Linked DNA regions of Homo sapiens: region 1 is linked to region 2. A link is an interaction called in ENCODE POLR2A ChIA-PET data of the cell type or tissue named here. Cell type or tissue: B cell. All regions are shown on one strand. Each heading gives the region's core, and the rest is flanking DNA. Links, peaks and the distances in the headings are about the cores only. Region 1 has its middle 47 kb from the start of ATP5MC3. Region 2 overlaps CHRNA1 (cholinergic receptor nicotinic alpha 1 subunit).

Evidence for each region. Peaks named below come from ENCODE experiments on the same cell type or tissue, not always from the same donor. Only the 100,000 strongest peaks of a DNase experiment are listed, where the experiment ranks them.
Region 1: POLR2A ChIA-PET joins it to region 2 with 9 read pairs; 2 of 35 experiments call an interaction of 5 or more read pairs at or near these places.

The regions. Positions count from the first base shown.
Region 1 is chr2:175,227,407-175,230,326 of GRCh38, reverse strand. No RefSeq gene overlaps it. Among named protein-coding and RNA genes, the nearest start is that of ATP5MC3, 47 kb to the right of the region's middle. In B cell, for the core only: no CTCF peak of the experiment used is centred there; no DNase peak of the experiment used is centred there.
Region 2 is chr2:174,747,226-174,750,065 of GRCh38, reverse strand. CHRNA1 (cholinergic receptor nicotinic alpha 1 subunit) reads left to right here. Exons shown (of 9, transcript NM_000079.4): 7 at 1-120; 8 at 1,247-1,486; 9 at 1,811-2,474. The coding sequence ends at 1,942. Among named protein-coding and RNA genes, the nearest start is that of CHRNA1, 16 kb to the left of the region's middle. In B cell, for the core only: CTCF peaks have their summits at 802 and 1,002 (motif pointing left); DNase peaks (open chromatin) are centred at 75 and 975; H3K27ac peaks cover 739 bases; H3K27me3 peaks cover 610 bases.

The DNA.
Region 1 (2,920 bases), core at 320-2,819, 480 kb before region 2:
ATCAATAAAATGAAAGGAGGCTGAAGAGGCAGCCTAGTCTGTTTCTCAGTGTACAAGAGGATATATACATATGTATACATTTTTTAATATTTCATATAAATTTTCATATATTATATATACATAAATTTCAATAATAATAAAAGAAATTAGTGTGTACTCACCCCAGCTGTAACAAATCTTAGACTTTATACAGTTGGAGACCTCCAATTCTCTCCCCTCCCTTAACAGAGGGAAATTTTCCTTTAGTGTGAGTCTTTCAATTCTATGTCATTTAAAATGTTACTACATTTTAAAATCAATAAACAACATAATGAATAACAATGTGTTTACTTCGACTTTATGTAAAGTGATGTCACATCATATCATAACATAGCTTGCTTTGTCCCCCGACCCAAAATTTTCCCTCCATAAAAGCAGCTTCTTTTTCCCTCCAAATTGTATTCTTTAGATTTACCTATGTCAATAATACAAACTCAATTTATTCATTTTGACTGCTTTCTCATATTTGTGTGTGAATATGGCTTTTTCTGATTTGGTTTTTTTTTTTTTTTTTTTTGAGATGGGAGTCTCGCTCTGTTGCGGCTGGACTGCAGTGGCACGATTTCTGCTCACTGCAAGCTCCGCCTCCCAGGTTCACGCCATTCTCCTGCCTCAGCCTCCCGAGTAGCTGGGACTACAGGGGCCCGCCACCACGCCCGGCTAATTTTTGTTTTAGTAGAGATGGGGTTTCACCGTGTTAGCCAGGATGGTCTCGATCTTCTGGCCTCGTGATTCGCCTGCCTCGGCCTCCCAAAGTGCTGGGATCGCAGGCGTAAGCCACTGCGCCCGGCCTGATTTTTTTATGACTACAGATATTGCTACAATGAGCATCTTAGTGAATGTGGGCAAGCATTTTGCGAGGGTTGTGTTGTTCAGTAAAGTAGCCACTAACCACATGAGGCTACTTAAATTTAAATTAATTAAAATCAACTAAATACAACTAATTGAAATTAATTAACTTAATAAAATTAAAATTTCAATTCCTCAATTACACCAGCTGCATTTCTTTTCTTTCTTTCTTTTTCTTTCTTTTTTGAGACAATGTTTCACTCTTGTTGCCAGGCGATGTGGTGCATGCCTGTAGTCCCAGTTACTCAGAAGACTGAGGTATGAGGATCGCTTTAGCCCAGAAGTTAGAGTCCAGCCTGGGCAACATGATAGCCCTTCTCTCTCTCTCTCTCTCTCTCTTTTTTTTTTTTTTTTTGAGACAGAGTTTCACTCTTGTCGCCCAGGCTGGAGGGCAATGGCACAATCTCGGCTCACTGCAAACTCTGCCTCCCAGGTTCAAGTGATTCTCCTGCCTCAGCCTCCCAAGTAGCTGGGGTTACAGGCACCCGCCACCATGCCCAGCTAATTTTTTGTGTTTTTGTAGAGACAGGGTTTCACCATGTTGGTCAGGCTGGTCTCAACCTCCTGATCTCAGGTGATCCACCCGCCTCAGCCTCCCAAAGTGCTGGTATTATAGGTGTGAGCCACCGTGGTCAGCCCACTAGCCACATTTCAAGTGTTCAGTAGCCACATGTGGCTAGTGGCTAGCACAATGGATGGCACAGCCATTATTATAGAAACTTCTATTGGACAATGCTGCCATAAAGTGTACATGTAACTGTGGAAATGCTGAGTTGCAGGGTATGCATATCCTCAAGTTTAATGGATATCGCCAAATTGCTTTTCACATCATCAAAATTCTTAATTATAAGCAAGAGAACACCATTATGGATCATTCAAACAAGAAAAATTCTTTTTTAAAGGATGTTGGATAGCTTACAGAATCTCAGGAAGTGCTTGAGAACCACCCAAATATGAATGGAATTGACTAATGTGGATGCTGCACTGCTTATGGGTACAGTTCCTGCAACTTATATTTCTGAAATGACATATGCTGGGTGGTGGTATTGTTTCCTGCACTGTCATCATTGCTGCCTCCAGAAACTGTACCTAGGTGCCATCACTGCTGCCACATTCACTACAGGGGTTCTGCTGGGTTCCTACTTTTTAATACTATCTTCACACTTCATACAATTTGGAGCTGCTGTATCTGTTTGGCAGACTGAGTAAAACACCTGCATCCCATCTTTACAGAAGGCTTAGGAAGACATATGTCTTGCAATTTTTCATTGCTGGGAAATATGCAAATTTTCAGACTTACTACCTATTACCCAGTTGGTCTCTAAAGTAGATATAAACATTTTAATTTCTACCACAACAAGGGACAGTTCCCACTTTTCTACAGTTTCCAACATGTAGTGCCATCTAGCATTTTAATGCTTGCCAAACTAATAGTTGTGTAAAGATGCCTCAATGTGGTTTTAATTTGCATTCTCCTGATTAACCTAAGGCTTATCATCTTTTAATATTTTTATAATTGTTAGAGCTTCTTATTCTGTGAACTACCTATTCATATTCTTTGCCCAATTTTTAAATTGGGGTTTTGGCCTTTTTCTTATTGATATAAAAAACTTTTAAAATATATACTTGATATTAATTTTTTTAATTCTAGGCATTAAATGTATCTCTTCCCAGGTGGTAGATTGTCTCTTCACTTTTAAAAAATCTTATTATGCAAATCTTCAATCATATACAAAATAGAATAATATAATGAATCCCAACATACCATCACCCAGCTCATAGTCAATCTTGCTTCATCTATATCACCACCCACATCCCCCCACACTAGGTTATTTAGAGGAAAATTCTCTGACATCATGTCACTTCCTATGAATCTCTGAGGTTAAGAACTCTGTAAAACTGAAACCATAATACCATCATCAACCTAGTAATATGTAAAAAGACAGCGCCTTAGTGTAATCAAATTATTCCATGTTCAAATTTTCACAATTGCTTTATAAATGTTTTTACAATTTGAGTCCATATCCAAACA
Region 2 (2,840 bases), core at 1-2,500:
GGAAAATACATGCTGTTCACCATGGTGTTCGTCATTGCCTCCATCATCATCACTGTCATCGTCATCAACACACACCACCGCTCACCCAGCACCCATGTCATGCCCAACTGGGTGCGGAAGGTGAGTGGGGAGGCCCCTGCAGACTTCACACGGAGGCACATCTACAGGCCTCCCCTTCGAGGAGCCAGTGGGTTTCTAGCTAATACTTGGGGCTATTTAGGAACTAAGTTCTCTTTGGGCTTTAGGGAATTTTTGGAAGGAACTTTCTTTGGCCTCTTTTTAGGAATAAATAACTCCTGTAGCCTTCCCAGAGAGAAAAGAAAAACAGAATTAACAAAGCTCATTCCAAATTCAAGTTTAAAGAATCTCTTTGATCAGAGAAGATGAACAAACGGCTGCTTTTTATTGAAATGCCGTGAAATTCTCGCGATTTCTTTTGTATGTTTTCCAATCTGTGAACAGACTGGCTTATTTTTTGCTGGTGAAATCATCTGTTGAGAATAGAATGAATAGAATGAGGGCTAGAGATGGGAGGGTTCCTGATGAGAGAGGGTCAAAAAGTGAGTTTTAGTGAAGGACTAGGTCTGAAATAGTTACGTTATTGAATTTAAAAATTTAACATTTCAAATATGTCTTTCTTTGACAAAACTTTACAGAGACACTGAAGTCCAGGATCTTTTGTCCAGAATGTAAAATATTTGTCAGGAATTGACAAAAGAAGCTACTGCTCACAATGTACTCTTTTAAGAGGAGAGTAAGAGTCCCTGTTTCTGTAAAGGCTGATAGATGACTGCTGGCAATACCTGTACTGCAGTTTCTTCAGGAACAGGAAACAGAAGAAAACAATCTAGCTGTTTTGTGGGATATATTTGAAGTGGAGGGGCCCCTTCTTTAACCATTTGATCCTGGTGACACATTGCTAAGGCATTTTCCATACCTGTAGGGGATCCTGACGCTTTTAAGCTCATTGGTGGCCCCAGGTCGATGACTGCACATGGGCTCCCTCCAGTGGCGAACTTCTCACATTACAGAATCATCACTGTTAACCATAGTCATTTCACAGGACCCGGGATACAGAGGGATCTTTGAAAAAATCTAGTATAGTTCTTTTGTTTTAAGGACAAGGAGGCTGAAGCCCAGAAAAACTGAATGACTTACCCCAAATCACATTGATAATTCAAAGACAGAGTTTTATGCTTGCCTCCTGGACAATAATTCTCATGCATGGATTTCTTTTTTATGTTAGGTTTTTATCGACACTATCCCAAATATCATGTTTTTCTCCACAATGAAAAGACCATCCAGAGAAAAGCAAGACAAAAAGATTTTTACAGAAGACATTGATATCTCTGACATTTCTGGAAAGCCAGGGCCTCCACCCATGGGCTTCCACTCTCCCCTGATCAAACACCCCGAGGTGAAAAGTGCCATCGAGGGCATCAAGTACATCGCAGAGACCATGAAGTCAGACCAGGAGTCTAACAATGTAAGCTTCGTGGCTTGAAATTCATGCCTCTGGGTTTAAATGGTCAAATGTATGAGCACAGGTGGTGAGTCTGACTTAACAAGTAGGTGGCATACAACAGGCAGCTACTGACCTAAGATGAACCCTGGTGACCGCCTCTAGACCACCTTAGTAAGTTATCACTTTGTAAATAATCTATTCAAAAAATAAAGACGATGCCAGCCAAGGGATGGGAGGACTTTGAGATCTACAAATTGAAGGGCCCATAGTTGATGCAAAGCACAAACGTTGTGAGTCCAGAAACCACCTTAGGGAGACTCTGTCTAACATTTTCCTCTCTCCCAGGCGGCGGCAGAGTGGAAGTACGTTGCAATGGTGATGGACCACATACTCCTCGGAGTCTTCATGCTTGTTTGCATCATCGGAACCCTAGCCGTGTTTGCAGGTCGACTCATTGAATTAAATCAGCAAGGATGAGCAGAAAATGAGCTGAGCTTAGCTCTGCCCTGGAACCTACCAGAGCAGAGAAGGGCAGGAGAGGAAGATTTGTCTACTTGCTCCACTCGCACTTATCAAACGTGTTATATTCCATACTTATTATTGATGATAAGATTTACCTTTATGTAAGTTTATGGCCTTGAAGTGTTTTCATATTGCTTCTCCCTTTAGTTCTGCTGTCTCCCTGAAGAGTGAACCCTCTTTAGTAAATGAAACTAATCACTAAAAAAAGTGTTCATTTCCAGTGTCTGGAAGAGTTTTTGCCAGGATAACCGAGGTTTTCTGTTGCATTGTCATTGCTGTTATATTTATATATTTACTTATTTTGTCTAACCACGAGACCACTAGGGAGTTGCTGATGTTCTAAATGAAGTGTATTCTTTGCTTAAGAGTCAGTTTTGTACCTACTAAGAAAACCCCATCTACCAGTCCTAAAGAGATAAGGCATTTGATTTGGAGAGAGAGGAAGCAGTAGAAATGAAATAAACTAAAATGCAAACTGCATCAAAAATCCATGGGTTTTTTTGTTTGTTTGATTGTTTTTTGAGACAGGGTCTTACTCTTATCACCCAGGCTAGAGTGCAGTGGCCCGATCTCGTCTCACTGCAGCCTCCACTTGCCAGACTCAGGTGATTCTTCTACCTCAGCCTCCCGGGGTAGCTGAGACTACAGGTGCATGTCACCACACCCAACTAACTTTTGTATTTTTTGCAGAGACAGGGTTTTGCCACGTTGCCCAGGCTGGTCTTGAACTCCTGGGCTCAAGTGATCCACCCATCTTGGCCTCCCGAAGTGCTGGGATTACAGCTGTGAGCCACTGCCCTTGACAAAAAAAATCCATGTTTTAAAGCAGCTTTCTAGACCTGAGAAGTCAGAG